Regions from separate parts of the Mus musculus genome. Here all the other regions are linked to region 6. The links are chromatin loops, found by intact Hi-C in ENCODE. Cell type or tissue: gastrocnemius. All regions are shown on one strand. Links, peaks and the distances in the headings refer to the core of each region. The heading gives the core; the rest is flanking DNA. Region 1 has its middle 15 kb from the start of Bnip1. Region 2 holds the start of Atp6v0e (ATPase, H+ transporting, lysosomal V0 subunit E). Region 3 has its middle 41 kb from the start of Gm34455. Region 4 has its middle 16 kb from the start of Atp6v0e. Region 5 has its middle 37 kb from the start of Neurl1b. Region 6 holds the start of Gm17382 (predicted gene, 17382).

Region 1 (5,241 bases), core at 831-4,830, 91 kb after region 6:
CAAGGAGGAGAGTGGGCAGGCAAGAACACAGCATTTCCCTCAGATTTCTTTACATCTGAGTGACTCCCAGAAGGCTCTGCCACACTGTGCCCCCAGCTCAGTTACTCCTTCCCCAGGAAGTCCCCCCATAGCCTCACCCTGAGGCATCTTAGTTAATCTCAGATCCAATCAAGTTGACAGCCAAAGATTACCCATCACACCTGGTCCTGATTCCTCTCCAACCCCAGCAGCAGCTTCTTTATTTAAGCACATTTTACTCAAAATGAGAAAGAGAAACGAAGCCATTTGCTTCTGCTTGGTGGTGACCATAAGAGTTTCTGCACAAGTGACTTGGGAGCAGCTGGCATACGAGCAGCTGCTGTATTCATCCTATGATCCTCCCAGGACTTCTGAGACACTGTTACTGTCTAGAGGTGCCTTAGTCACAGACAAGGACAAGTACAGACAAATACAGCCCCGGGACACAGGCCAGTGAGAGTACAATTAGGACTCAGGTCTCCCTGACCATGCTACCATGACCCATTTAAAGAGCCAAGAACATAAACACCACACCCAATGCTGTGGGTCCCCGGGTGACTCGTGTAGCCTGAGCCCACTGTTGGAGGCTGTAGGGACAGTGGTCTAATAACACTTCCCAGCCCCAGGCTGCAGTCCTTCATCCCTGACAGCACCACCAGACCATCTATCTCTTAGATTAGCTATAGCTATTTTTATTCTGCCCTTGCTCAAGCGTAGCTTGGGCAAAGCTGTGAGTAGAGGCCTAGGGAAGACCACCATTGGCTCAGGGAAGACCACTGTTAGCCCAGGAAGAAAAAAATAATTTATATTGCTGTGTTATTTTTTAAAAAATTCTTCAAGCTGGGCACGGCAGCACACATCTTTAGTCCTAGCACTCAAGAAAGAGAGGAGTTTGAGGCCAGCCTGGTCTATAGAGTGAGCTCCAGGGCAGCCAGGGCTACACAGAGAAACCCTGTCTTGAAAAATCCCCCTAACAAGCCTTTTAAAATATCTTTGTTCCTTAAAGGACCTTTAAATTGAATCCTATTGCAGAATCCAGCCCCCCCTACCCCCCGGCATTAGAGGTCATCTACGGCCAGCAATGTGAAGGTTCAAAATGACTGGTTCAGTAGCAATGATGCAGTCTTGCTTCCTGGTTTGCTACAAGGTTTCAAGAAGATAGAGTGGGCGAAGGAACAGTGATGAAGGAGAGCATGACTGTCCTACTTCCAGGATCTCCAGCCAGGCTATAAACTAAGTTAGAACAGATTGACAGGAGGAAACCACACTTGGTTTGTATGTGCACATGAAAATCCTGCAAACCAAGACAGTGACTGACCTTCCTCCAGCATCTGAGGTGCACAAGGAGCCAAAAGAGGAGGACCTGGAAATGGATGGTGACTTTTGGTTGTTTAACATAGATAAGTACCACTCAGGGAGTCAGGTGTCTGGAGTAGCCACACAGATATAGCCAGATATTGTTTTAAGTTTTTAAAAAAATTATTTATTTATTTATCTTATGTATAGAAGTACACTGTTGCTCTCTTCAGACACACCAGAAAAGGGCATTGGATCCCATTACAGATGGTTGTGAGCCACCATGTGGTTGCTGGGAATTGAACGCAGGACCTCTGGAAGAGTAGTCAGTGCTCTTAACTGCTGACCCATCTCTTCAGTCCATTTTCAATAATTAAAAAAAAAAAGTGCCAGGCATGGTAGCATATATTCAGCACTTGGGAGGCAGAGGCAGGCAGATCTCTGATTTCAAGGCCAGCCTGGTCTACAGAACAAGTTCCAGGACAGCTAGGGCTACATAGACCTCCATCTTCAAACAAGCAATGTTTTAAAAAAGATTTATTTTATGTGTATGAGTGTCTGGCCTGAATGTACGTATGTGCCTGATGCCCACCAAGGTCAGAAGAGGACTTCAGATAACTGTGAGGTGCCATGTGGGTGCTGGGAACTGAACCCAGGTCCTCTGGATGAGCAACAACTGAGTCATGTCTCCAGCCCCCAGAAAAGTCTACCCTGAGTAGATTATTCCAGTCTCACACACTCACATTTTGGGATGACATATCCTTACCCCTAACAGGCTCCAGGAAGAAGTGTGTTGGGGAAGAAGGAGCCTAGAGAAGGGCTAGGTGGTTTTGGCAGGAGCAGTACATAGAGACAGAGGTGCCTGCGGTCTGAGCCCCTGAGGAGGCTCATCTGTTCTACAACTCTGGGGCTGTTGATGCTCTTCCTATAGATGACTTCCTATAGATAACTGAAGCTATAGGTACATGGACCTGGGCTCTCAGAGCCTGTGCAGGGCCAAGCAGACGGAGCTTGATCTAAGTGGGCATTTAGTGCAGAAGATGAATAACAGAGAGAGAGAGAGAGAGAGAGAGAGAGAGAGAGAGAGAGAGCTGACAGAGAAGTGGGGGGAAACAAGATGGGTACTACCTGAGAGCTGGTTAGACTCCCCAGGCTTGCTGGGTGGCTGCCCCTCTTCTATCAGCTGACCCCTCCCCCCGCCCCCCCCCCAGATTGAGTTTTACCATGCAGCCCCGCCTGGCAGGAAACTTAGCATGTAGACCAGACTGGCTGGCCTCTGTTTCCTGAGTGGTAGCATTAAAGGTGTACAGCACCGCACCCAGCCCTGACCACACTTAATATTGCAAAGCTGCCCTCTTTCCTCCACCCGGATGCTCCACACGCAGATCCATTTTCCCCTGTACTAAGGGGCCTCAGAGCCCTGTGTGCTCAGGGTTCTTGCTTGGCATCCTAAGTAGTGCGAATGCTAGAAAAGTACTCGTTACACTGTCCTATCCAGGGCATAACAAATAAAGTCTGTACAGTATAAAATTGTTCTTTTTTTAAATGTAAAGTTGATTGAATCTGCAGATGGGGAACCCAAAGATACAGAAAGCTCGCTGCATTTTCTGACACATTGAGGACGTATTTAGCATGTACATCTGCTCACATTAGCTTGTCCACTACTGCAGCTTCAGATACAGTCGATACAGATAAGTTAGATGCTTAGCAAAACACCTCTGGAATGAACAGCCCTTTGAAGGCTGCACCAATTGGCCAATCAAAATGTAGTATATGAGCTTGCCTTGTTGTTTAATTGAATATTAAAGGAACTTATGGAACATAGCCCAACCAAAACACGAAGGGGTCTTGTGCATTTAGTTGTCTTTTTTTTCACCCTCCCTCCTTTTAAGGTAGCTTTTAGAGCATTTCAGTCCCTGGAGATAGCTCTATTACTTCGGGAGTGCAGAGTAAGTGTGGACATTGCCCCCTCCTGGCTGAGTGTGGAAGGCCATTTTCTGCACAGCTAACCTGAAGAGGGAGAGTCAGGCTGTGGTGGAGGTTCAAGATGAGGTCCTGGTGATTCAATAGGTCAAATCAGACTCTAGTTTCAGAAGGCAAAGTAAAAGGGCCAAAGGGACACTTCTAGGGAACGCAGAGCCCACACATTTCCACAGCGTGAGGATGTTGACAATTAGTGGGGAGAGTAAAGAGAAATGTTAAGACAAGACAAATCCCTGCTTGAAAGCTCCCACCTGCCACACTTAAGGCTGGAATCCGAGTGGGAGCTTCCCGTCACGACTGCACTCAGATTAATCTGTCTATAATCTGTGTGTATAGTTTGCACCTCCAAGTGCCTTTGGAGGTCAAGAATTAAGAATGTATGAGTGTGTGTGTGTGTGTGTGTGTGTGTGTGTGGTGTGTGTGTACTTGGGTGTGTATGTATATATGTGGTGTGTGTGTACTTGGGGTGTGTGTGTATGTATATATGTGGTGTGTGGTATGTGTGTGTGTGTATACTTGGGGTGTGTGTATGTATATATGTGGTGTGTGTGTACTTGGGGTGTGTATGTATATATGTGGTGTGTGTGTGTACTTGGGGTGTGTATGTATATATGTGGTGTGTGTATGTATATATGTGGTGTGTGTATGTATATATGTGGTGTGTGTGGTATGTGTATGTGTGGTGTGGTGTGTGTATATGTATATATGTGGTGTGTGTGTGTGGTGTGTGTGTGTGTACTTGGGGTATGTATATATGTGGTGTGTGTGTACTTGGGGTGTGTGTGTATGTATATATGTGGTGTGTGTGTGTGTGTGTGTGTGTTAAGCCCTCCTTTACATACATACCTTATCTGTGACTTTGCTCTTTATGGCTTTAGCTATCTGTGGCCAACCACAGATAAAAATATAAAATGGAAAATTGCAGAACTGAACAGTTCATGGGATTTTAGTCTCACACCGTCTCTACAGAAATCTCAGGTGGTTCTGTTCCATACTGCCATGATGGAACCAATGACTTGGGTCTGCCCAGTGCACACTCTCTGTATATGCAATCCACTACTACTGCCTTAGGAGCTTTCCCAGTCAGGAGACTGACGGTTCAGTTTGAATGTGTGGGATTCTGTACTACTGGGCTAGGAATTTCTATCACCCACCATCACACACACACACACACACACACACATCCCTTTCCACTTACAATGTACTCAGTAAATCAGTCTGATGTATACAGCCAACAGCATACACTTGGTCCCAAGATGACCTGTCCCTTCACGACAAAGGCTCTGACTCTTAACATATGCCACACCCGCTAGCTACTTCCTGTTTCCCCTTCATTCACACCAGCCTGGTTTGGACTCTGACTTCCACTGTGTGGACAGGGAAAATCACAGCAACATAAGGTAAACTGCTTAGGACCATGAGGTCTGAACATTTCCAGTTCTGGGCCTGTGATCTTCCACTCACTCTACCTCCCAGAGCCTCCAGTGCTATGAACAAGCTATGAACTTCAAGGACAATGCCAGCCAGACTGACAGCATAGGGAACCTCTAGGGCTGACCTAGCTGGGAGCCTGTACCTGGGGCATGGACAGAACTGGGCACAGCTGGGTGTCAACAGGACAGGCTTCTCACTCTGTCATGCTTAGTCTGGACCAGAGAGAAGGGAGCCACAGAGTACCCTGCAATGCCCCAGGCCATGCCAGGCTGCTGGGAGAAAGACCCATCTGGGCACTCGGAGATGCCGGTACGGGCTGCTCCAGTGCAGCTCTCTGCAGTCCCTCTTGCTGATACCTCTCTTCTGTTGATGCTGGAGAGAGCATGTTAGCTTTACAAGTCTGGTGATGTCTAGGGATCAGCCTGTAGCAGATGCTCCCTGCTTCTTTAACTTTGTTCTCTTCGTGCTAACTTTGTTCTCTTCGTGCTAACTTTGTTCTCTTTGTGCGTA
Region 2 (5,041 bases), core at 1-4,000, 210 kb after region 6:
GACCTGGTATTAATTAATCCTAAAACATCCATGTTTCAGTAAAACCAAGGAACATGGAAAAGCTAACTAAGTCTTCCAAGGTCACAAGAGCTCAGTCACCTTGGAGCAGTGTTTCCTAAACTCTAAGCCTATAACTCCTAGGAGGCACCATTTCAAGACCTGCTCAATCCTGCCAAGAGCAAGAAAAACAAGGATTGCAGTGGAGGCTGCAAATAGGCCCCAGATATGATCTCACTGCAGGTCAAATAGAACCTGACTGTGGTGAGCACCAGGGGTTTCATTACTCTGCATAACAGGAGGGGCACCTGATGCCAGGATGGGGAGAACAGAGTTTTAAGAAAGGAGTGGCCCAAACTAGGCACGTTAATGAAAGCTATTCTGGGATGAAGGCCAGAAAGACAGACAGTGGTGGAACGGAACAGGGTTGGTTTAAACACAACAGAGACATTTTGTTGTCTAACTCCAAGAGGAAAAAAAAAGTGTCTAAATGGACTCAGTACTCAGTTACTACAAATTACTTTGATAACTGCAGAGCCCAGATACCACATCAGCTGCTGTAAACCGCAGATGACGCTGTAGGACTGTTACTGAGAAGTGGAGCCTCCCTGATGCTTGCAAAGGACAGATATTCACCTATCATTTCCCTTTCAAAAGCCATTTAATTGCGACCTGGAGAGATGGCTCTTTGGTTAAGTACACTTGCTCTTCCAGAAGACCTAGATTCAAGTCCCAGCACCCACGTGACAGCTAATGACCATCTGTAACTCCAATTCCAAGGGATCCAAATGCCTCTGTGGACATTGCACGCATGATGCCCTTACATACATGCAGCTATACACTTATATACATAAAATAATACATACATCTTTAAAAGTGCTTTCTTAGGCTAATAGAAAAAACACTGTTAAAAGTCAGTGTATTCCAGACAGTAATAGAAGCCAATATCACAAAACAGTAAAACTTCAGCTGGGCGTGGTGGCGCACACCTTTAATCCCAGCACTTGGGAGGCAGAGGCAGGTGGATTTCTGAGTTTGAGCTAGCCTGGTCTACACAGTGAGTTCCAGGATGGCCAGGGCTACACAGAGAAACCTTATCTTGACCCCCCCCCCAAACAAACAAACAAACCCCCCAAAGCCCCCCCAAAACAAAGAAACCCACAGTAAAACTTTCTCTAATCAAAATGGCCCACTCAGTAAACATTGTCTACTCTACAAAGTGTTGTGGAGCTAAACACTATGTACCCACCATTCAGTGTCTAACCATTAAAGCAAGAGACGTTTCTGACACACTACTACTTAAGATCAAGTGTCACCTCCACATGATCTTGAGTGAGAGGGAAAAAATTACTTAATTCAAAAGAGGAACTAGAAAGAGGGTGCCCTAGGCTCCTCTGAAAAGGTTTGTTTTTACACTGCAATACAGAAGTTTATCTCCAAACAGAGAAAACGGTATTCTGCAAACCTTAGATGGGGGAATGAAAATCTTGGCCAACCACTGTAAATACTGTTTACAAGTAAGGGCAGGAGCGCCCTGGAAGGTATGACGCAGAGGTTTCTACACAATGCCTTCAGCTCTGGGTGATTTAACCTCGTTTAGATCAGGCTCACCCTGGCTTGGGTTGGGCCCACTAGCTGCAAAGGCTGAACTTAACGCTCTGCATCAAGCTTGTCTGAGTCCGAAACTGCGACAGCAAGGGGGCGAGAGGGAGATTTCTGTTCTCAGATCCCTTTCTTTGAGGTTTAGGCAAAAAGCCTCCCGTGCATCAAAGACAGAACCAAAGCAGCGACAGTGGCTTGGGAGGCGCCCTAATTTCTCTTCAGTCGAAGTGCACACTTTTAGTCCATCAAGACAAAAAGCACTCCCTAAAATTCACTTCCGGGAGGGGCCGCCAAAGGTGACCTCACCCTCCAGCCGGGGACGTTGACAGGCTCTGAGGAGCGCATGCGGTCCTCCCCTCTGTGGTCCACCCCGCCTCATCCTCCCGCCGTAGTCCTCCACGTACGATCCTTCTCTCCGTGATCCTCCCACCGGGGTCCTCCGCTCCCACCACCTTGGACCTGGCGCACTTACCCCCGGTTAGGACCCTTGGGGATAAACCAGGGCACGAGGAGGCCCACGAAGCCCCAGAACACGCTCATCACGATCAAAGGCACAGTAAGGCCGTGGTATGCCATGCCTGCGCCCCAGCAGCCGAATCGGTCCGGAGCCTCGCTCTCGTCCCACCCGGAAGTGTCAACAGAGGCTCACGTGATCGGCGCGCTAAAGCCCCGCCCTTTGCGCGCGGCGTGACTCGACCGTCGGACTCCGCCCCTTAGACTAGAGCCCCGCCCTTACCTGGCTAGTCTCAAGGCTGTGGTTCCATGGGGCTTGACTGAGATGAACCTCCAGCCACCGGGGAGGGGACCAGCAGAGTTTTCTGGAAAGAACTTAGGCCCATTTTGGTGATGTGTCATTTACAGTTTTATCTATATTTTACGCGCAGACATAAATAAGTAAAACCTACAATAGTGGACTACTGTTCTAGAGTCTTGTATGCTAGGCTCCTGCTTTGCATTCTTCCATAGCCCATGAACTACTCACAATCGCCATCTCTGCTGCAAGTGAAGAATCACAGTCGCATTGTAAGTAACTTCACGGTTGTAAGGCTCTTAATCGTTGGTGCTGCTGTGTGTCTTGTACAGAGTGCCAGGGTCTGAGTTACAGAAGTAAATCTGACAGCCATCTGAGAGAGGTCACATCTCCAGAGAAGATGGACAGCTGAGGATGACCAGGCCCTACTTTGCATTCCCGCCAGTTGTCACAACAGTTTCAATAAGAATAGGAATTATCGGGGCTGGTGAGATGGCTCAGCAGGTAAGAGCACCCGACTGCTCTTCCAAAGGTCCTTAGTTCAAATCCCAGCAACCACATGGTGGCTCACAACCATCTGTAACAAGATCTGATTCCCTCTTCTGGTGTGTCTGAAGACAGCTACAGTGTACTTACATATAATAAATAAATAAATCTTAAAAAAAAAAAGAATAGGAATTATCACCGGGCATCGTGGAACACGCCTTTAATCCCAGCACTCAGGAGGCAGAGGCAGGCAGATTTCTGAGTTCGAAGCCAGCCTGCTCTACAGAGTGAGTACCAGGACAGCCAGGGCTACACAGGGAAACCCTGTCTCGAAACAAACAAACAAACAAACAAGAATAGGAATTAGCCAGAAATATCATTGTGGCTCGCCAGAATTGTAGGCTCATTGCACCATGAACTTCCTGAGACACAGAGGAGGGGAGCAATTCTTGGAGGTTTTTTTTTCCCTTGGGGCCAGGGACTTGCTATGAGGAACACAACAGCTCCCAAATGCTGGGATTGCCAGTGAAGCACCATGCTGAGCTGAGGTTGGTTTTGCAGAAGCTTGCAGACAGAGCAAGATGAAAAGGGAGATCTGGCAGCTGAATCCAGTGTGCTGGCTGTGGATCCATTTCCCCGTAGTAGCCACCTCTCCTGATTTCTTCATCAAGTAGAATGGATTCCTGAATTAATTGGACCCTTCAGCAGCTGTACCATCTTTGCAAATGATTTTCAGACTTTAACTGAGCCAGCTGTAGTGGCCGCATACTTTTAATCCCAGAATTTAGAAGGTGAAGGCTGGCAGAACCATGCAGTTAGGAACAGGCCAAACTAGACTCAGAACTCAATTTGAAGTGGAGGTCCATCTATTGGTCATGTCTTGATAGTCACTCAGCTCACCATTAGTAATCTGAAATAATTTGTTTCTTTAAAATAGTCATGTAATTTATGTCAGGTGATGGTGGTACACACCTTTAAAAGCAACACTCAGAAGGCAGAGGCAGGTGAATCTCTGTGGATTCAAGGCTAGCCTGGTTTACAGAGAGATTTTTAGTCAACCAGGACTATACAGAGAAACCTTGTCTCCAAAACCAACCAACCAAACTAACTAACAAACAAAATTCATGGAATTTGGATGCCTATGTAGCAACTCACAAAGCACATTTATATTGGAATATGTTGGTACAAACCAATTCCTAGGAGAGAGTATAATTTGAATTTACTGGTAAGAGGTACAAATAATCAGAATATAGTTATTATGTGACTTTTCCTGGGTATACAGGAACAAATGTCCATTCACCCCCAGATAAGGCATGGATGGCAAACCAAATCTTTCATTCTACACAAGTCTACCTTACTGAACCAGTGAATATTAGAGTTACTTACAGGAGTATGGGTGGCATAGAAATTCCTGGAATTCCCTGCACAACTTGCAAGCAGCTTGGTTGGCCAGTTTCCTACCCTGAGCAATTGTTACTGTTCATACAACTTGTGGAAGGGGTCTTGTGAGTCTTGTAACTTTCAGAGGATTCCTGAGTCTTCTTTGTTTCCTTTACTTCCTGTCTGAGCCTTGTTCCAGGGGAATGTTCACACAGCATACAGTAAGGAGCTATGTGATGGTTTTCTTTGCTTCTTTTAAAAGATTTATTCTATGTTGCCAAGTGTGCTAATACATGCCTTTAATCCTACCACTTGGGGGGGTGGGGTGGGCAGAAGCAGGAGAATCTCTGTGTTCAAGACCAGCTTGGTCTATAAAGCAAATTCCAGGACAGCCAGGGCTACACAGAGCCTCTCTCTCAAAAAAACAAGACAAAACTTCAAAAAGATTTTTTGTTTGCAAATATTTTTTGTCTGCATGTATGTCTATGCAACAGATGTATGCCTAGTGCCCTTGAAAATCAGAAGAGGGTATTGGATACCCTGGTACTGGAATTATAGATGATTGTGAGCTGCCATAGGGGTTGCTGGGAAACAAACATGGGTCCTTCGCAAGAGCAACAAATGCTTTTATCCACTGAGCCATCTCTACAGCCCCTTCTTTATGTGATGAGTATTTTATCCATAAGGTTTCTTATTTTAAGTGACAAAATCTATTAAGATGGGGGAAGGAGAAGAGGCTTACATAACATATTCAAAAGACAACACAGTAGACAAGCCACAAAACCAAAGTGTAGGTGGCCCTTTCTACATCAGACCACACTGGGT
Region 3 (5,241 bases), core at 778-4,777, 420 kb after region 6:
CAATGTGGTCAATAGTATTTCTAATTTCTCTAGGCTCAGCCAAGAATCAAGATCAAATGTGCATAGAGCCTCAGGCACGTAGTAGGCCCTCCAAGCATGGGGCATGAAGGGCCCTACCAGTACTCAATAGTTGCCTCAATGCCTCTTCAAAGCTGAAAAGCAGGCCTTGTGTTGTGATGCTGCTGTATAACAAGGGAAACTGAGTCACTAGACCAGGAAGTGCCTGAGTCCAGGCTTCAGCCTGAGTCACAGCATAAATGCTGGACAAACTCCTCCTCACCACCCCTGGAAATACTTCATGCTCTGTGACTGGCTTCCTCTCCTTCCCTGCCTTGCCAGCCAGGTAGATGGTGGCAGGAGCTGAAGGAAGCGAGGGCATGCTTCACCCCAGGAGGGGCTTGGATCTTTCTTGAAGGCAAGGTTCTCCTGTGGCTCTTTCAGTGAGGAGAAGGCTCACGGTTGAGGGAGGGCTTCTCTCAGACCTGATGGGTACCCTTGCTCCATTAGCATTGCCGTTCCCTTATACACACGGGACTGAGACTTGCAACGTGTTTGCCCAGGTCCTACAGCTGTGTTGTGGCAGGACACGAGTTCACCCCTGCAGCACCCCACAGAGAAAGCTGAGTGGGCTGTCACAGGTCACCTCAGCTCCCTCAGAGCAGGCTAGCTCAGAAGCTCAGCAGGAAGCCCTTCCCATCCCATCTCTTCAGAACTGGGACAAGTTTTGACGTCAGCACATCCACATTCTTGCCCTCTAGCCCTGGGTGGGGTTGTTGATTTCCTCCCTCCAATGTTGGTATCACAAACAGGAAGCTGGGTCATGTGGGCAGGCCTGGGCTGAGGGCTCACGGGGGACAGGGTCACGCTTCCCGCCAGCTCTACATTTCTAGCAGGCGGTCTATGCTTCTGAGAGGTTGGGAGTCTCTGTTCTAATGTGACAGAGGGCCATACTGTCTCCAGAGCTACTCGGAGGGTTTCAATGACCACGCTACCTGCCTTGGTCCCCAGAGTGCTTACACTGGCCATGGTACGTAGCTTCCTGCTTCTGCTCACGGAAGAACAATAAGACCTTTGCCGATGGAGCACTGACGCAGGCTGCGGGCTTCATATGGGTCCTTGAATTCTTATCATCAGACTTTCATATCCTTTTACAGATTAGACCCCCAACACACTAACAGGTTAAGCCAATAGTTCGAGTTCCCACCACTGTGGGATTGGGTGGGGCAGGGATTTGAACCTACACAGTGTAGCCTAGAGCTAACCAGCACAGCCCCTCCCTCTTCCTCCTCAGCTCAGCCCCACTCAGGCTGTAATTCTGGAAAATGCAAACTTGATGGCACCGGTTTGGGGCTCATTTCCTCCATGGCTCCGTACTGCCCCAGGGCTTGAAAACCGTGGTCTGCGGAGTCTACGGCTTAACCTTCGCTGCCCGGCATCTACCTTGATTTCCCCCTTTAGATGCACCAAGCTAATCTGCTTTCCGAATCCAACTCCTTCACCTGCCAGGACTACCTTCTGTAGAGAGGAATCTCAGGGTATAGTGGGGTAAGCTTTGTACCTGGTCACAAAACCAGCCCCCATGAGTCTGTCTAGTCTGAAGCCTTCTATGGATACAGAGGTCCCCAGTGTTAGCTTGCACTGGGTGGTAACAGGTTCTGTCCAAACGGCAGCTTCCCAGGCCCCACCCTGGAGGGGAGGGGTTTGGTCTGAGTACCTGTATGTTGACCTTTTGGCGTGAACCTGAGCATCCTCCAGTCCTTCCCAGCCCTTCCGGCTGCCTGATAAACTCAAGTTGCCATGGAAACAGAAATGCTTATATGGGGTTTTTAACCATAGGGCTCTGTTCATCCAAGGCCACCAGCCCCGACCTTCTGCAGCAGCTTGACTTGTTAAGAACCTTGGAATCTTTCCACTCACAAGTGTATTTCCCAAATCCCAGAGAGGGCTGATACAGAACAGAGGCTCACATGGCTGTCTGCACATTGGAGCATGAACTGTGTGGCCCATCTAGGCCCTAGACTCTGTCAAGTATAGACGCTGCTGCTGCTGCTGCTGTTGCTGCTGTGGCAGTGGAGGCTGCTGCTGCCTGGCGACCACTCTTGGAGAATCACTGGTATGAAGGAAGCCAGGTTGCAGAGTTGGTGGTCAGACAGAGGAAGTATGGGTAGAGGCCTGGAGCTCTACTGGATTCTGCTGTGGCTCAGCTTTCTTATCCTCAAATGTGAAGAACAGCAGGCTACCTACTGCTGGGGGTCATAAGGACTTCAGGGCACGGGAGGGATCAGAACTGTCCTGCCACCTGGCTCTTTCCACAGATGTTTGCTGAGCCAGCACCATGCTCCTTCCCCGATGTGTCCGGGGCCCAGTTCTCATGGGCTTCATGGATCCTTCCACCCCCTTGAGGGACAGGCTGTCCTCTGGGCATGGATGGGAGGTAGCACGGGAGGGGTCAAGCCATGGCTTGGTCTCTCTTTACCAAGTATGCTTATCCTTGAAGGAGGAGACCGCAGGAGCCTAGCTTCTCCTCCTGACTGTGGAACCCCTTCAACTCCATTAGACTCCAGCCCTCACTTATAGTTACTATATTCAGAAAGCGGAACTCGAGAGCAGCATATTGGAATCTCACACTAGCCCACTCTGTACCACTTGGGATAAGACTCATCCCTTGGCCGAGTTCAATGCTGTGGGCTATGCTCACAGTTACTGAGGAATGGTCTTGGTGTTCAGATCAACTGTGCATCCTGCCAGTGCTCCCATTAGATGACCCTTCTCAGACTTAATAATGGGACGAGATGAGGCTGCGACTTGGAAGCCTCACAGAGGGCTGTGGAGAGCTCCCTTCAGGTGAAAAGGTTCACTCATATACGGTAAGGAAAAGGCAGTCTGAGGTTGTTGCTAACGTTCCGCAAGAAGAAATCTGCTCCTGACGCTTCAAAGGAGGAAAAGGAATTTCGGGCTAATCATGTCACATGTCAAACTGCAAACGTTCTGCCCAGGGTTTGTGGAGGGATGGGAAAGGCATACACACTGGGAAGCTGCACTGGGCAGCTTGCACTAACAGACTCATTGGTCCAGTCAGGGTTCTCCAGCCGCCTGTGGATTTTGGACTGTCACCTGCCAGAGAGGGTGCAACGGGAAAGGAAATCAGGTAGGTGCTTTCCCGTGTTATAGCGCCCTCTGGTGGGCTGAAGGTGTATGGTCACTGTGACTCAAGGCTGTTGCAGCTAGACAAAACAGGAGAGGATGGAGCAAAGATAGGCAGGAAAGAGGAAGATATGCATGACAGAGAGGCAATTTACACTCCCTGAGAGCAGGAACCTGGAGGAGCATCCTTCCAGGCAACGGCCACAGTTTAACGTACTCTGGATGGGGTCTCTCCGGCCCAGGAGAGGATTGGAAGTGGAGGTGGCTGTTTTGACAGAGGCGAGGGTCCTACTGTGAGAGAAATTGCTGAGGAGATGAGCCAGGGCTGGTTCTGGGACCCAGGTGTTTGGCTATGTAGGCGGGAGTTAGGTCTGAGTGTGGCTCCTAACTTCATATGCTGGAACTTGAGGCCTAGCATATCCCTGATGGAGCTGAGGCCTTTGTGTTCTTTTAGGTCAGAGAGGCCCTGCCCCTGTGAGTGGATTAGCACCAATATCAATGCCACCGGGGCTGAGTGTGTATGAGCATGCACACCCACCAATTATCATGTTCTTACTGACCAAGAGCACCTTGCCAAAAACCCAGCAAAGGCCCAGGAGAAAGGATCAACTCTTAGACCCTTTGTGTGTGTGTGTGTGTGTGTGTGTGTGTCTGTGTGTGTGTCTGTGTGTGTGTGTGTAATTGAGGGGAGAGTGCATGTGTGATGGATTGAGCATGTAAGTCAATATGGTGTGTATACATGTGTAACTGGGGAATGGAGCATGTATAATGTATGATGTATGATGGACTTTTGTAGGTGAGAGAGTGAGTAATGAGGGAAGGAGAGAGAAAAGAGGGCAGGAAGAGATGGGCAGGCCTGCTGAGCTGCTGTGCCCGCAGCATGGTGTGAGGCTGGAGGACCCGAGAAAGCTGGCAAGGTGAGATGGGATTCCCCCAGTGTCTCCAGAAGAGAGGGCTTCAGTGAGCTCCATCGCCTCCTCTGGAACTGCGGCGTCCAGGTTCTGCAGCACGTCTGAGTCGCTGCTCTATCATTCCATTGTTCATTCTTATGGCACACAGTAGCCCAGCATCAGATACCCCGAACCTCAATCACCATTCCTGATAATAAGCGCTATTGGTGTATATACATCTCAGCCATCTAGACTGCTGCTGCCGCCGCCGCCATGTGGGTTCCTGAAGCTGCTTCCTTCCATAGAGCTCAAGTGTTTACATGGGTTAAAATCTGAAAAGAGCTGTAAGTTCAAAAGACACACAAAGATGCCCAGGCCCGTAATCCCAGCATAGGAAGCCTTGGGCAGGATTATCATGAATGCTAGGCTAGCCTGGGCTATAGGATGAGACCATATCCATATTCCATATACCTCTCTCTCTCTCTCTCTCTCTATCTCTCTCACACACACCTCACTTAAACAACACCAGTTACTCACACATACACATTCTATCGTATGAATACCCACATATACACAGTCCATGCTTATGACTGTGTCCTTTGCCACCTACACACTCTTTACACACACTCAAATGCCTAACTTACCTGCTTTCCTTCACACTCACACAGACTAACCCTCAGTTTACACACCCACAGCTCAACAATCTTGATCCACCTCCATCCCTGTTCATGCTCTCACATCCTTTGAGTGCTCACCCTTGATCCCTGCGTGCGTGACCCCAGGATCTCCCTTGTGCCTTCTGCTCTCAGAGCCAACCGCCAGCAACCAGTGGGTGACCTGAGAGGCCCTTGTGAGCCCCAGCCTTCTGACAGCTGCGTTGGAGACACAGGGTCCCTGTCTCTCATAGACACATCCAGAGGTGTGTGTCCTAGGTGATTTGAAGTCCAGTCCAGTCTGGAATAAGAGTAGACAGTGTCCACGACGTGTTCTCTCTCTCCTATCGAGAGGAAGAAATAGAAGCAGAAGCCAGGATGTTTGGGAAGAAGAAGGGAACCAGCAGTGTGTGTGTGTGTGGGGGGGGGGTGCTGTAGGAGTGAGCACAAAGTGTGTTGTATGTATACATCCGGAATCCAGCGTTCGAGCCAGGTCCCAGATATCAACAAAACCAGCAGTAGCTCCACTCTCTAAGCTTATTAGCTTCTATACT
Region 4 (5,241 bases), core at 603-4,602, 230 kb after region 6:
CATTATTCCCAGAAGACAGCTCTTCCCTCACCCATTTACCCCACACCCGCACAAGCTGCTCTGAGACCTCCGTTGCCCAGCCTGCAACCTTTTCTTGGCCTTTTCTTACATCTCTCCTCCCGGCTGCCACAGCTGAGATTTACAGCCCACAAGATGGTTCTCAACTTCTTTTTGAGTCCATTTTAACAAAAATTATTTTTATCAAGACGAAGACCCACCTCCTATTTCCCAGCAACCCTTTTATCACTGAGCCACATGCAGCCCCAGTTCCTTGATGATGTCTTTTTAGTTTCTCTCCATTCCCAAACACCTCACCCCCAAACTTCACCCCCCCTTTCCCACCACAAAGGAGTCTGTAGAAATTACATGGGTTTCAAATGGAAAAAGAAAAAGAAAAAGAAAAAGAAAGAAAAATGAAAAAGGAAAGAAAAGGACATGACTGCTCCCAGGAACAGTGAAGGAGAAAGTTTATTGTAGATAAAAGGGAGACATAGCCAGAGGCGGACATAGCTGGAAGAGTCCAGGCTAGAACTGACCCTGAACCATGGGAAGATGGAAAGGGGAAGAGGAAGGGAGAGAGAGGAACCAAGTGCAGCAGTCGGGAGGCCAAAGGTACAAAAAGGAAGGGTGGGTAACCAGAATGTCTGGATTATATAGGGAAGAGTCTCTGGGGGGAAGCAGCACAGCTTGATTTCAGGGTAGAGGGCAGGGCTTGCCAGCCATACCATGTAAAGCATCCTGAGGGGTGCTGGGAGAACCTGGAGGCCAGGTGCACTGTAATATGTTAAGTAGGTACCTCAGTCAGGGTTTAAACTTAACAGATATATACTGCACAGTTGCTCTCAGCATCCTGGTCACAGAACCTCCATCTATGGCTATTCAAGTCCATTCCATCATAATGTTCACTTGGCATATATATGTATATGTATATCCTATGCATGTCCTCCTGCATAATCATATCTAGATATAGCAACTAGTACACTGTAAAGGCTGTATGAGTTTTGATACTGTATTGCTTAGGACATGAAAAGAAAAAAAAATCTGTACATATTCAGTATAGATGAACTTTTAAAAAAATCTAAATATTTTCTACTTGTGTCTAGTTTAATTTGGGTGAACCCTACCCATGTGACAGGCTGATTGTAATTGTCCAAATTCTTTAAACACCATGACACACCTTTCAAAAGCCATCTGACTGGCTTCTTCAGAATTACTAAGAAGTTCTATATGCAGAAATTTGGGTCCTATTGCATACAATTCTATAAAAACACATGGTGGAAGGTCAGGGTTATATCTGCATTACTTTAAATTAAATTAAAATGTAATTTATTGATGCTAGAGATTGAACTTATAACAACATATTAAACACATACCTTACCACTAACTTACACTTCCTGATCCCTCAAATCTGAACTTTTAAAAAAGTGTTCTCTCACCTTCCAAGAATTTTAGGGAGAACCAATGTTCTCCCTAAATGTCCCCCCGCCCCCAACCCCTCCGTTGTTTGTTTAGCCCTTGCTTGGCTCATAAAGCCATACCTGGTCCCAAGTGTGTCTTTCTTGCTGGACATGGGAACTGTCAGTTTTATAGTCCTAACTCTCTGATCTGTAGAGTAGGTATAATCTCAGTAGGTTGTCGTGAGAATTAAATGGGTTTCCTAGAGTGTTCAGGACAGCATCTGGCACAAAGCAGTTCTAATCAATCTTCCTAAGAAAATCAGATGTGTGGGCTGGCTCACTCCAGGATAGTCCAAAAGTCAGCCTTTGCATCTACCGTACGTACTCTTCACATTTAGGCTTTTATGCTGAGGACTGGCTCTCAGCGCTCAGACTCCTAAAATTAATCACAATTATGTAAACCCTTAGCTTTGTTTGATGGAAATAGGTGCGATGCGCCACGATGGGAGACAGTGTGAAGTGTGCTTTCTCTACCGTTTATTTCTATTTTTTGTATTATACCTTTTTTTTTTTTTTTAAACCGAGTGAGAGCTTTGGGGAAGAGCCAGCTCACCGTCTTGAGTCCATGGCCGCCCACCCCCCCCCCCCCCCCCACCTCTGGGTCCTTGCCTTCCCCTCCTCAGCCTTGCACCGGAGCTCTGCTCTTCTGTTGGAAGATTGCTGGTAGCGCGGGCGCCACCTGCAGGTTCGTCAGATTGAGACACGCTGCGCATCCTCTGGGAGTGAAGTCTTGGTCCTTCCTGGGTTTGCCTGAGCTGTGAAGGAGGCACCTGTCCTGAGCACTGTAGTAGTGAGGAGGGAGGGAAAGGGCCTGTGGTTTCTGCTGTTTTCATCTTAGGAACCCAAGTGATATTCTGTGCAAAGTATTATTCGTTCGTCGTCTCTAGCCCTGCCACTCATCCATTCATGGTGCATGGACTGAAAACCTACTTTGTGCCAGATTCTAGATACAAGGTTGTAATGTTTCCTTAACAAATGGAGACCTTTAGATATAGAAAAGATGTCTTGCCCAAAGCCATCTTCACACTGGTCCTGTACATAGTCCTAGTTTATCAGAGTTGGTAAGATGGAAGATAAATTGTCCAAAGCCAGTCTTACTGGAGCTCTGAGGACTGCAGGGGCCGGTTTAGTACTTTATTCTAGACGCCTCTGCAACCTGTGTTGGAGATTTTTGGAGGAAGGCTCCACCTGGACAAAGTGTCCTACTGTGGTTAAAGAGACCATGGCAACTGGAGTACCACCCACTGTCAGTGTGTCCAGGTCAGAAGGGCTCGGGAAAGGCTGCTATCGGCTGCCTCTACTGTGATTAAAGTTGTACCACGGGGCCTACCATCAGTCACTCTCTCTGTTTCTATGGAGACTTGGGGGCAGGTGCCAGCATGACTGTGCCCAGCAGGGTCACAGTTGTCCTCACAGCAGAGCTTCATGGGAGTGAGTTCATCCATTCTCTGGCTCCCTTATTTTGCCTCCTCTACTGTACATTCAGATCTGTCCCTGCTGCTGGTTTCCTCCAATGTTCAATCAAGTAGTGATTATTCGGCATCTCCACAAAGCTGGCACAGAGCTTTGATAGGAGACGTGGAAGCATTCTGACTCTGTAATGTTCCCACTTTCTTATAGGATGGCTTAACGCAATGGTTCTCAACCTGTGGGTCGCGACCCCAATGGCAACTCTGCTTCTGAAAGCACTTACAATTTATAACAGTAAGATTACAATTATGAAGTAGCAACAAAAACAATTTTATGGTTGGAGGTCACTACCACATGAGAACTGTAAGAAAAGAGACAAAAGGCCCTCTTGCTCTGACTCTCCTCCGTTTTGGCTTTCTGTTTTGACATTGCTCAGATGACGTTAGGGCTGAGGAACAACCACCAACCGCCCCCCCGCCCCCCCCCCCCCCGCCCCGTGCTTCCTCAGAACCCGGTAGTCAGGCCGATCTGGGTTGGAATTTCAACTTTACCACCTGCTAGCTGTGTGGCCAGGGTGTGATTACGCCTCTGTTTCTTCCTGGCATGCCGAGAATGCCAAGTCCTCCCAGTGATGGGTTGGAATGAAATGCATGACCTCACCAGCAAAGAACTGGCAGGGAGCAGCTGCGGGGAGGAAAAGGGGTCTTCGGAGAATGCCCTCCCTCATGAGTTCCCATTCACATTCGCACGATACCATGTCTATCTTCAGATAACGAACCTTCGAGAAGCATGCACCAGGTTGCTTTGTGCTGGGGGTGGGGGGAGGCCTGTAACACCGAGCTACACCTCGAGCCCGAAAACAAGTTTTAAAATAATTTTTTAAAGATAAATTTTATTTATTATTATATGGGAGGGTGATCAAGCGTCATGGCACACATACGGAAGCACACACATACTCTCTCCTTCCAACTTTACATGGGTTCTGGGATTGAACTCAGGTCATCGTATACACCAGCTATCTCACTGGCCCTTAAATATTTTTCATTTCTGTATTTACTTGTGTGTATATACATTCATACATTATATACCATGGCAACGAGGGGGCTAATTCTTCCATCATGTGGGTCATCAGGACTGGTAGCTGTAGTGACAATTTTGGTTTCTTTAAGAACACAAAAATAAAAGAACGTGCTTTCACTTTAATCTCAGCTGGGGGATGTGGGATGCGAGGCTGCTTCTGACTGTCCGAAGCAGCTATGATTTGCCTCGTGCTCTAGCAGAGGCACGGTTTTGCTGGCTGCAAATGGTTTCGGCGATTGTGTGATATTTAGAATTCTGGGAACTTTTCAGAAGGTGTATAAATGCCAGGGCCCCAAGAGGCAGTGCAGGTGGTTGGTGGTTGTACAGGAGTGGGGTGTGGGGGGTTGGCTGCACTTTGTTAGTAGTCCTGCTTAAAGGAGGAACAAGAAAAAAATAGATTGAGATCTCTCTTTGTCTCCCCCTGCTATCCTTTCCTATGTAGTGATAGCAGGGGAAACTGGGGGGATAAAGGGTGGGGAAAAGAACCCACAAAGTAGCAAAGACGGCTACAGTAGCAAGTTCCTTTCCCTGATGAGCCATCCCCTCCACCCCCAAATTTTTCTCTTAAAAAAGGCTTTAGACCTCTAATGGCCTGTCATTGTTTCTAGTAAATAAAAGCAACTTACCGTGACTGACCTCCCCTCTTCCTCCTTCCTCTGAGTCCTGTTACACTTCCCTTCTTCCCAGGTTTCCTCCATGATGACACCCATCTCGCCTAGCACTTGAACCTCTCCCTGGGATGCCCCTTCACCACTGCCTCTTAGAAGCACTGCAGCCCAGGGCCCCTGGCTAGGATTCAGTCTTCCATGTTCTATGTCAACTTCAAATACATTTGTCAGTTCATGGATCCAGTTCCAAGGAGCATCCACGGAGAAAGTCCCTTGGTGGTCTGTGTTCCAGACAGGTGGCATCCCAGGGTAGATCTCTCAAAATTTCTGGAAACGCTACTGCTTGAGGACAAACGGGAAATGGTTCTTTTGTTTTTAGCAAACACTTTAGTAAAACTAGTGTTCTATGGGTGAACGGACTGCCAGCCTGGGTGCCTCACCCGTGGCTCAGTCACATCAGGCTCCCCTCCTCCCAGGGTGATCTCCCCCTAAGGTACCCATAGTTAAACTTGATTAGAAGAAATCCTCTCTCTAGAAGCTTCCACAACTCTCTACATATATAATCTGACTGGGATAAAGCCAACTAGGCTCTTCAAGGTCAATGGTTTGTAACCATATCCTGCAAGATTTTCTTGGTTCTCGGCAGACCTTCTCTCCTCCCCCTCCTCCTGCTCCTCCTGCTCGTC
Region 5 (5,241 bases), core at 643-4,642, 430 kb after region 6:
AGAGAGTGAGATGGGGCCAAGCAGTCCCTCTTATGGTGGGCTGTTATCTTTACTGTTGCTAGGTAACTGGGAGGAGTCTAGCCTGAAGGTCAGAAGCTTGGGACATTGTCTATGTGACTACTAGCCACAGCTTCTCCTGTGGGGGCTGTGGGGCAGTAACTTCGACAGGAGCCAGGGGTCCAGGAGACATGAGGGAACACCTCATGTAGGTGAATTATCACCACCAGGTTCTACCGGGGTTCACAACCTCGGCTTGACTGGAGACTAGCCTGTCTGTGCATAGCCCATTGCCCCACATCTGTTTATCTATTTTATTTTGGTTTTAAATTGGTATAATATTTATTCTAATGACATCATATCACACAGATGCTTTCGTGACTTTTTTCTTGCTTGGTGTGTCTGGGACATTCATGTCATTCCCAAGCAAGCCCTGTGAGTGAGTCTCAGACCCGTCACTGTGGTGTTGGAGAGAGAGGCTTTTGGCCTAATGTTTGGAGGATATGGTGTAAGCTTTCATTTTTCAAAATGTAATTTAATGATGGTTCTTAAATGCTTTAACCTCCCTTCTAGCCCACCATCCACCAGAGGTAGTAGAAAAGAAAGGTTACTAGGATACGGGGGAAGTGGACCTGCTTAGAAAATGTTCTTTGGAGCAAATCTCATCTGCATTGTCAGGAAATCAGCAGTTCAGTTCATAGGTCAGTAGAGGCAGCTCGATCCACTTGCAAACACTTCACGGATCCACCAGCAGTCCAGTTCAGTAGTGTCAGGATAGCAGCAGCGGTGGCTCAACCTAGCAGAGACAGCCAGGCCTCAGCAGACTAGGCACGAGTCAGCAGGAGAAACAGGACCACCAGGGATGTCAGGAGTTCTTGGCTGTGCCTCTCTCAGTGAACCGACGATATGCCATTGAAGACGAGAGACCAAGAAGCATTGCACAGCTAGCTCTACAGGCAAGCCCCGTCACTGTCCATTGGGTCCTATTTATACTCCCTCCAAATGTCATGTGTCCTCTATGGGTCTTGCCTGGATATGTGTCTTGCCTCAGCACATGAGTCTCTCTTAGCAAAACTCCATGTGAGTTTGTTATCAATTGACATCACTCTGACAACCTGCCTGAGTCCACGGAAGCAGCAAGAAGCCACCAGTGCACCACCAGAAGTTTTTTGGTGTGTTTCTCTCTATCGGGTCCTGACAAATGATGAGCAATGGTAAGGCACACCATTCCCACTCAACACCATCCACTGTCGGTTGGATCCTTCTAAACAGCATGTGTCCCAGTGAAATGTTCCTTCACAAGTCTGCCTAAGTGAGACATCCTTTCACCTGTGTCCTCTTCAGGGAAACACTCCTTCAGGCATCTGCCCCAGCAAAACACTATCTGACACAACTGACTTTCCAAAGAAACCAGAAGTCTCCACTTCAGTATGGCCTATCTGCCCGAGGGCCACTGTGTCCCTGAGAGGGCAGGCTGGCACTATTGCTGCTTGTTGTTAGCTAGTGTGCAGAGGTAGCCACGCATGTTATCAGTTATCATCCTGAAAAGTAACTGGCTTTGTGACCCAGCAGAAACTTGCCACACACTAGACCATGCCTCTGAATCACTGGGTCACAAATTCCTCAAGTTCTGGGATATTCATATTCCAGTCGCTAAAGCTATACATTTAGCACTCCTAATATGCTGTCTTATGTCTGTGTTCCCATTGCCTCTCTTTAAGGTTCCTGGCATAGGTAGGCTGGGTGAATTAAAGTGAGCCTGAGACCAGTGACCTGAGGCAAGGACCAGGTGCATGACCCACCTCCTGGTCCTTCAGGGTGTGGTAATCCTGGGATCCTATCGGGGTCTGAGCTTCTCCAGTAGGCTCCCACCACCGTGCCAGGCCATCCAAAAACAGCCTCCAAGTCACCCTGATATCCCCACATCCTGAAAACACCAACCTGCAAAGCCAACTACTGGGTTTTCACTTTCCTGATTGCTGGGTGTCACCTGGAGGGTGACACCTGGAGGGTGCTGGGTGGGGTGGAAGTGTTGATCTGGATTTGATCAGAGAGCCAGCTGCCTATGTGAGTTGGAGGGGCGCCACATTTCATCATGTCCACTAGAGGGAGATGATGTTTCATCTTCCAAAAAGCCACAGTTGCCTCTCTTCAAAAAGCTGAAACCCCTTCCAACTTCAGCTTTATGGCTTTCCAGAGGCCTAAGTGTGGGCTGTCCCTGAGCAGGGGCCCTTGTGTCAATTCAGGGAGGAAACCTGCTTAAGAGCCGTCAGGGAATGGCTTCTGAGGACATCTTGGGGAAGAGCCTGATGAGGCAGGAGAATGCCAAATTGGACTGTTGCCCCAGACCCAGTGGTGCACCCACCTGCTGACCTGTCTGCTCCTTGGCCGGGCAGCCCCTTTCTGCTGGTGGGACTCAGGACAGTATCCCTGCTGGCCAAAAGCTGCCTGCCTCTAGTGCCTGGCTTTTCTGAAACCTTAGAAGAGGCTCACCTAAGCCTCGGCCTCTGTATCACCGCCACAGTAGCTAAAGCAATGCCCCTGTGAAAAGGTGTCTCTATTTTTCAGGGCACAGCCAAAGGGGGCCTGTGTGGAGGTGAGATTGGCACAGAGAAGGAGGAGTCTGAGAGGGAGCAGGGGGAGTGTCTGAAGGATTCCCTTTTAGCAACTTCTGACGTCTATCCTGTGCTGGCTCATGAGACCTTCCCCTCGGCTCATTTCCATCCCCCTGAAGTGGGCTGGCTGTCCCTGGGAGCAGTGCAGAGGCTGGAAGCAATGACTGGGTTTCAGGCAGCTCCACTGCCTTTGCTGGGGAAGGCCTGGCCTTTCCCACGCCTCCCCTGGAATTCGAGACTGCTCCTGGGAGTTGAGCAAAAGTGTGACTTTCCCTCCAGAGTCAGAAGGTTAGCCTCCCAGGCCTGGACCAGCATTCTTGACCAGGAACCAAAACAAACAAGGGGACGGGGCCAGAGCAGGCTCAGAAGCAGGCCTGGTAAGCCCCTGTCTCAGCACCCTGGTTTCATTCTTTGTGGGAAGGAGGTGCGCTAAATTTAGAGACCGGTTTGGTGGAGGTGGGACAGAACTCAATAGCTCCACCACGTGGTGGTAGACTGCAGGGAGCAGAGCTGTGTATAGCCCAGCAGGTTGTCACTGGGGGAACAAACAACTGCCTAGTCCTCTTTATCCAAAAAGAGACACCTAACACCCCAAGGGGGCAAATGCAAGCATTGTGTTGCAAGCACCTTCCTTCTGGCCTGCAGCATCCATGTGCCCTCCATGTTCCTGTCTGCAGCTCACTGCTTCCACCTGGGGCCATTGTGAAGTATTTGAGGGTTACTCAGCTAGAGCCCTGCCCTACCACGACAGCAGATCTGACAAGCCAATTAACTTCACTGTGGCTACTGGCTGAGTAGCATATACATTGTGGACACTTGGAAGGATGTATGTACAGTGTAAGCCTGTGGGTCATTTATTACCAGAGTGTTCTGTGTAGTATTCAGACCAAGGTTGACTGTGGGTAAACCATAGAACGGATGGAAATCAGGATAAAATAGAGTCCTGTACTTAGCATTGACTATGTGGCATCACTGTGACCTAACCCACAAGGTGGGGGATGCCTCTCTTTCCTCAGAGATCCAACTAGGCTGAGAGGGAAGGGGTTTCACCCAGAAGCAGGTCTGGACCTGAATGTGTGTTCATGCTCTCTCATCCACCATGCTAGATCCCAGAGGCCCTGTGCTAGCTGACACCAAAAGCCCCAGGCAGTATGCCAACCTACTGGCGAGAAGATGGAGTTTAGGGAGGGGCCTCCCTTTCATAGATGGCTCCAGGGTGCTGTCACATGCAGAGTGATTTTTTTGAGATAGTGGAGAGGGTCTCACACAGGAGGTGGGTGGAGTAGTGTGTAGGCTCCAGGACTGCCAAGCAACTCCAGAGCTGATCTTGTGCTGCTCGGGCAGCTGAGGCTGCAGTAATAGGCCTTATGTACAGCCTCGGAAAAGATGCCTAGGCCTAGGCGGGCCACATCTGGGACAGCAGGCAGAAAAGGGGACCAGGGCTGGTACCTCCTCTCTGGATGTATTTAATAGTCAGGGTCAAGTTTTGTTTCCAGAACTGGATGCCCGGAATACTTGAGTTCTTCCCATCTTCATGTAGAAGTCAAAACAACTTCCAGAACCAGGCTGAACCTATAGGAAGCCTAGGTGAGACCCTGGTTCTGGGAGGGCACAATGGTACATCATCGTCCAGATATGGCCACTGCTTCTCTTTGCCCATCTGTGTTTCAAATTAATGAGTGGTCTTTTTCTTCTTTTTCTTCTCTTTCTTTTCTCCCTTCTCTTTCCCCACTCTCTTCACTTCCTTCCTTTCTACTGGAGATTTAGCCACAGGTCAGCTGGACTGCAGCAAAAGAGCCAGTCCATTCAAAGCCTGCCTCACCTGCAGGCCCTGCCCTCATCGAGCCTCCTCCTCCTCTGCTTCCCTACAGGGCCAGAACACCTGGGGAGGTGGGTGAAGGCTGTGATGAAATTCCTTGGAAGATTCATTTGCCTTGGTAAAATCACCAGGACTAGATGCTGGAGCAGAATGAAGAAGTCAGAGAAGAAAGCTTTCGGCTACACAGTAAGGTAGAGAACTCCTGTTTCTGGTCCTGCTTCTCTTTAGTGGCAGCAGGGCCTACTCCAGAGTTTTTGTGAGGACCGGTGGATGAAATGGAAGTCATTCACGTGTAGGAAGTGCTCACTAAATGACCCCTTATTGTTAGCTCTGTGTGCTACTCAGCGTGCAGAACCTCAAGAGCGAGGGAAAGAGAAATTTGTGTGCATGTAAGATGGCCAAACCCAGGGTTGGCTCAGAGTCTGTTTGCAGGAGTGGTGGGGGCTTTGCACACTCAAAGAGAAACTGGAGAAGGCAGGGACAAGTGTGCAAGACCAGGAGGGACACTGACGACTTCCTTGCATTGCTGTGATAAAGCCACTATGACCAAAAGCAATCTGGGGGAGGGAAAGATGACTTCATTTTATAACACAGTCCTTAATGAAGGGAAAGTGAGGCAGGAACTCAAGACAGAAACCTGGAGGGTGGAGCTGAGCTGGAGATGACAGAGACACACTGTTTATCGGTTTCCTCCCCTCGGCTTGCTCAGCCTTCTTTCTTCTATACTCCAGGGCCACCCATCTAGGGAGAGCACTGCTCACAGTGGGCTGGGCCCGTCCACATCACTCATTGAGCAAGGAAATGTCCTGA
Region 6 (5,241 bases), core at 472-4,471:
GCTTTGCCCCTGCCTTCTTACTCAGTCACAGAGCAGCAGCTACTCCCTGGTTCGCAGAGCAGTCCACTCCCCATGCCTCTACTTCCCCCAAGGGCCCCTATGAAGGTAGATTCCCAGCCTGCCTAGATGTAGATGCTGTCACCTTCCTCGTGACAACTTGTTGGAACACAGATCTATCTGCAATAACGGCTTGAGCTCTTAATTTCTTCTTATTTGTAAAATCAAACTGTTTTGATTTTTAAAGAGTTGCTTTAAGGGGGCTGGAGGCACGACTCTGGTTGAAAGCACTCACTACTCTTGCAGAGGAGCCCAGTTTGGTTCCCGTCCATGTGGCAGTCCTCCAAGGGGCCCAGGAATGTGCATGGTACCCAGAATGCATACAGCACATGAGTCACACACATGCAATTAAATCAAATGAAATACTAAAGTATTTCAGAGAGTATTTACAAAGAAAAGCCAGTAAGCCTCCAGCAGACAGCCCAGGGCAGGAAGCATGCCTCTGTCCCTATCAAGTCCCCAGGGATCGTCTTACTCAATGGACTGGAGAGCTGGGGGAGCCTGGGCTGAGGCTCAGGTTCCCTTCTAAAGAGAGGAAATCCTGACAGTCACTCCTGACAAAGAGGGGCCACTTAAGTCTTGTCTTGGAAAAGCAAGAGCTCAGGCCAGCCTGAAAGACTCAGGAAGAGCGAGGTAGCTCTTGCCTGGAGTTAAACCTTCAAGAAGCATATGAGAGAAGTCAGGGATGTCCTGGGTGAGTTATTTACCCTCTTTGACCCTCAGACTCTTCCTCAAACACATGTGCAATGGCCCCACCTCACAGGCACATGAAGAAGAGGACGCTTCATAATCACTGGCAAGCAGAAGGTGCCTGCTTGCTTCAGTTAGAATCTTGTTTGTTTGTTTGTTTGCTTTTGGAGACAGGATTTCTCTGTGTAGCCCTGGCTGTCCTGGAACTCACTCTGTAGACCAGGTTGCCTCGAACTCAGAAATCTGCCTGCCTCTGCCTCCCGAGTGCTGGGATTAAAGGCGTGCGCCACCACGCCCCGCTCAGTCAGAATCTTGAATTCCGCCTCTGCAGTCGGCTGTGGTGACCCCTGTATTATTTTCATTGCTGCTTCATAACTGTAATTTTTCTACTGGTATGAATCATACTATGTAAGCATCTGATGTGCAGATGGCCTTAAGTGATCCCTGGGAAAGGGTGGCTCGACTCCAAGGAGGTCTCGACCCACAGGTTGAGAATAGCTGATAAAGTCATTTCTGTCTGGTTTCACAGAGGACTCCTGGATAATATCATTTAAAAAACTTACAAATCAGGTCTCTTGATGTTTTTCAGCCTCCAACAGGAATGGGGCCCACCTGCTGTGGGGGGTTCCATGGCTGACAATCATCATTGCTGAGGTATCCCTTCTCCAGGCACCTCCTCTTCTGTTTTGCAGTCCCATCTCTTGAGAATCAGGCTAATGATGCCAGACCAAGCCCTCAGCCCTCCCTTCACACTGCGTTAGCCTTCGGCCTACACACAATGGCTCTGCTCGTATGTGCCTTACAATCACACAACAGTGTGTGCCCCAGCTGCATGAACCTGCATCCCGCCTTCCTCACAAAAGCAGATACTTCCATAAGATGACAAATGCTGTTCACAGAGCATCCCGTACTCGAGGGATTTCATGGACATTATTTTGCTTTCTCGTCTGACATCTAACTTAGCTTTTGTTACCTGCAGTTTAAATTTGTGGAAAGTGAACGTCAAACGTATCCAAAGTGACAGAACTCAGCACTCAGTATGTTGATAATCAGGGAAGAATTGTAAATGACTGAAGAAGGACCCATGGGTAGTTGAATAGATATATAGATAAGTGGATGGGTGAGTTAGTTAGGTGGGTAGATGAAGGGAAGGTAATAGATGCTAGCATTCAGCTTAGCTAATCACGCGGCAAAGCTAAGTGCGCCTGCCCTTGCTGGTTCAATTCAAGCATAAGGAATCCCCTGTCTCTTAGCACTGTGCGGGACACCCAGCAGGTACCTGGCATTATCTGAGTTCCCCAACTTAGGAGTACCTGACAAGCATCCTTGCTCCAACTAATTTTCACAGCTGCCTCACTGAGGCAAGATTTGGCCCCTGGGTGAGCATGAGAGATGAAGAACGAAGATTCTGTCCTTTTCGGGCACCAAGAGCAGGCTGTTGAGCTGCCGCGGGAGGGAATGGGTGAGATCCTGGAGGGCTGGGACTCTCGAGGCGTTCCCCTGACTGGCCACGAGAGGGCAGCAGTCCGCAGCCCCAGCGCCGCAGCTAGACCGCAGGGCCAGCAACTGGTTCTCTAGCAGTGCTGCTTAGGACCCACGTGCTCAGCGTGGAACTCACGTGTCGGCGAATGCGGAAGAAAATCGGGAAAACCGATGTGGCATGCTCTTCCCAGGCAACTGTGCTGGGACAGGGTCCCGCAAACGTCGCGGGAGAAAAACCGAAGACATGAGGTGCTCCCAGTGCGGTCCAACAGGCGTATTTTAAATATATGTCCCCAGGTCCATGACTGAAGAAAATTCTGGAAGGACTCCCAGGAAGTTATTTCTTTTTTCTGCTTGCTGTGATATTGAGGTAACTGTTTTGCCATTTAAATGCATTCTATCATTTGTTACTGATAATGATGACGGCGGCGGCGGCAAAGTGATGATATCTGGGATGTAAGAATATGGAAATTTTATTTGCTTGCCTTTCCTTTGCTTACTTTCTGAGTTTTTTAAGCACACGTTGCTACCAAGAGGATAGTTCGGTACTGGGGTGGGAGACACAACTGAGCCACAGGACAGCTGGCACCTTGTGATTGCTTAATATTGCCCTTGAGGTACCAGGATGCATGGGGCCCTGGCCGCCTTGGTACCTACCTGGTGCCAGTCTGTTGGAGCCTCAGTAGGGTCAAGGGGCAGAGCTCTGGGAACAGTAGCAGGGTTCTCGGGTCACAAAGGATGTTCCAATCATCTTGGGCTCTGCTCCTCATTTTTCTGACAGTCTTGTTGGAGATGGCCCTGACATAGCAAACAGGACAAGGTTAGAAAGCACCAAAGCTCCATTCAAACCATCTGCATCTGATACTAGGGTGACCTTGGGCCAGTGACTGGGTATCTCTGGGCCTTAGGTTTTCCGTTTATTAGACAGCAGTTGCAATATCTTTGCTATGAAAGTTAGCACTGATGCCTTTAAGCCATCCAGCAAAAGACAGCCACGTGGTGGGTATTACACACCCCCACCCGGCTTCCCTGTCCACAGAACGAAATAAACTAGATATATGAGTAGAATTTTTAAAAACGAAACTAAAGCGAGACCAGCAGCAGCTTGGGGACTGCTGCCTAGCTTTCCCAGACCCATCTCCAAACCGATAGGGACAGCGGTCTTCTCCTCATCGCCACGCCCTCCCCGTGGCACAGGCCCCGCCTCCCAGCCCTGCAGTTCCTACGCGCTCTCAAAGGTCGGCGACATTGTGCTTTGGACGACAACCTATCTTTTTGGCTTTCCCAGCCTTGACTGTCAAATCCTAGATAAACTGAGCCAGCCTGCTCCTGACACTCACAGAGCAACTCCAGAGAAAGGAAAAGCTCGCGCCGTCTCCCTCATTGCAAAACAAAGATGGGGAATTCTCTGAGCCCAAGAATGCTGTTGGCTGGGAACAGGCAGGCTCTTGGAAATAAACTAGTAAATTGCCAAACATTAAGGCAGAGACTGCCTGAGGGAGCCGTCGGCCTGCGAGGGAAGTTGAAAGGCCACAAGGGACTGGAGAGATAGCTCACTGGGCAGGGTGCTCACAGTATGCAAGGGGCCCTGGGTTTGTTTCCAGCACCAAGTGAACGGGGTCTAGTGGCATTCAGGAGGGGCAGTCAGAAAGCTCAGAACAAGATCTCATCCTTAGCATCACAGTAAGATGGAGGCCACCCTGGGCTACAGGAGACCCTGTCTCTAAAATTAAAAAAAAAAAAATAAGTGACACAGGTAGGCAAGTCAAACGTGCTTACTGGAGTATGTAACGCTATAATGATAAAGAGCTGTAGCACACTGAGGAAAGCGGCTGGAAAAACTCGGAAAGTGTGTCTATCTAGAGAATACACACTCCCCAAGAGGAAGGCTTACTGGGATAAGTAGGCTAGGTAGCAATAAAAGCTGAATTGCTGGCCAGTCAGTGCTGCCGCATACCCTTAACCCCTTAGGAGACAGAGGTGGGCAGATCTCTGTGAGTTCCATGGTCTACAGAGCTAGTTCTAGGACAGCCAGGGCTATACATCGAGGCCCTGTCTTGAAAAACAAAACAAACTGCTAAGGGAAATAGCAGGGGCATTTCCTCTCTAGATTCTGCTTTAAGCTCACAGCATCCTTTCGCTGTCTGGAGGAAATGTAGGGTTGCCCATAATGCCACTACAACGCCCGCTGTGCTGGCAAGGGTGTCCCCTGTGTGTGAAGAAGACAATCCTGTGGGTCAGCATTCATCAAATGGTCTCCAGAGGCTCCCAGGGGATGGTAACTGGGAAAAAGACTATAGAAATTTTGCATTTCAAAGGGAGGGAAAAGAAGAGGGGAAAGTGGAGAGAGAGAGATTGAGAGAGAGAAAGAGCGCTCCTGAGCTCCGAAGTCTCAGGTCTTCACTTGTACAGCCTTCAGTCCCCTGATCCTTGTGTCCTATGGTAAATATTTGCTCTGTGTTAGGCAGTCTGGTTAATTAGGTACTGAGCATAGCCCAGGACACACAGTGTCACAGGACACACAGTGTCACAGGACACACAGTGTCACAGGACACACAGTGTCACCCGGTGGACTTGCCTAATGCCTAGAAGGTGGCGCCTTTCACCTTTCAAGCATGAACCCCAAGGCTACAGAGAGCGGTTTTTAGAAGTCACGTGGTTTCTCAGTACTAAGGCTGACACTGACACCCAAGCAAACACAACTTAATCCAACATCCCTAAAACTCCCAGCCACAGCTTAAACTGCAAATGGCACCCGGGCTGCACCAGGTGGCTTGTTCTTTCATGAAGACATTCATTATTAGAAATGGCTTCCCAAAATGTTTGGCTAAGTCCAGCTGCTGTGACACACATCCTCCTCAGGCTCTATTTCCGCCCTTGGCCTCCTTTCCTGCTAACATCCCCAAGGCGTTCCATCCTCCCTTTCCTGGCCCCTGTGTCTCTATACCACTCAGCATATCCCAAGAGTCCAGAGAGGACACAGGCACCCAGCTGGGTCAGGCCACTTCCCTG

Evidence for each region. A loop is a pair of places that touch in the nucleus more often than their neighbours do. Peaks named below come from ENCODE experiments on the same cell type or tissue, not always from the same donor. Only the 100,000 strongest peaks of a DNase experiment are listed, where the experiment ranks them.
Region 1: it touches region 6 in a loop (9-fold over the local background); 37 of 42 quality-filtered maps call a loop at or near these places.
Region 2: it touches region 6 in a loop (2.4-fold over the local background); 21 of 42 quality-filtered maps call a loop at or near these places.
Region 3: a loop joins it to region 6, with 3 times the contacts of the local background. A loop is called at or near these places in 25 of 42 quality-filtered maps.
Region 4: a loop joins it to region 6, with 10 times the contacts of the local background. A loop is called at or near these places in 25 of 42 quality-filtered maps.
Region 5: it touches region 6 in a loop (3.0-fold over the local background); 22 of 42 quality-filtered maps call a loop at or near these places.

The regions. Positions count from the first base shown.
Region 1 is chr17:26,792,973-26,798,213 of GRCm38, reverse strand. No RefSeq gene overlaps it. Among named protein-coding and RNA genes, the nearest start is that of Bnip1, 15 kb to the right of the region's middle. In gastrocnemius, for the core only: a CTCF peak has its summit at 3,287 (motif pointing left); a DNase peak (open chromatin) is centred at 3,296.
Region 2 is chr17:26,673,609-26,678,649 of GRCm38, reverse strand. It overlaps Atp6v0e (ATPase, H+ transporting, lysosomal V0 subunit E), which reads right to left and starts at 2,254. Exons shown (of 4, transcript NM_025272.2): 1 at 2,072-2,254. The coding sequence starts at 2,175. In gastrocnemius, for the core only: a CTCF peak has its summit at 1,693; DNase peaks (open chromatin) are centred at 1,959 and 2,257; H3K4me3 peaks cover 2,815 bases; H3K27ac peaks cover 3,161 bases.
Region 3 is chr17:26,460,753-26,465,993 of GRCm38, reverse strand. No RefSeq gene overlaps it. Among named protein-coding and RNA genes, the nearest start is that of Gm34455, 41 kb to the left of the region's middle. In gastrocnemius, for the core only: a CTCF peak has its summit at 3,183 (motif pointing left); a DNase peak (open chromatin) is centred at 3,149; H3K4me3 peaks cover 1,273 bases; H3K27ac peaks cover 2,781 bases.
Region 4 is chr17:26,657,306-26,662,546 of GRCm38, reverse strand. No RefSeq gene overlaps it. Among named protein-coding and RNA genes, the nearest start is that of Atp6v0e, 16 kb to the left of the region's middle. In gastrocnemius, for the core only: a CTCF peak has its summit at 2,153 (motif pointing left); a DNase peak (open chromatin) is centred at 2,131; H3K27ac peaks cover 474 bases.
Region 5 is chr17:26,449,656-26,454,896 of GRCm38, reverse strand. No RefSeq gene overlaps it. Among named protein-coding and RNA genes, the nearest start is that of Neurl1b, 37 kb to the right of the region's middle. In gastrocnemius, for the core only: CTCF peaks have their summits at 2,099 (motif pointing right) and 3,104; DNase peaks (open chromatin) are centred at 2,115, 2,317, 3,114 and 3,770; H3K4me3 peaks cover 409 bases; H3K27ac peaks cover 3,004 bases.
Region 6 is chr17:26,883,325-26,888,565 of GRCm38, reverse strand. Gm17382 (predicted gene, 17382) reads left to right here and starts at 2,320. Exons shown (of 3, transcript NR_168075.1): 1 at 2,320-2,599. In gastrocnemius, for the core only: CTCF peaks have their summits at 2,260 (motif pointing right) and 3,458; DNase peaks (open chromatin) are centred at 2,274 and 3,437; H3K4me3 peaks cover 1,773 bases; H3K27ac peaks cover 1,581 bases.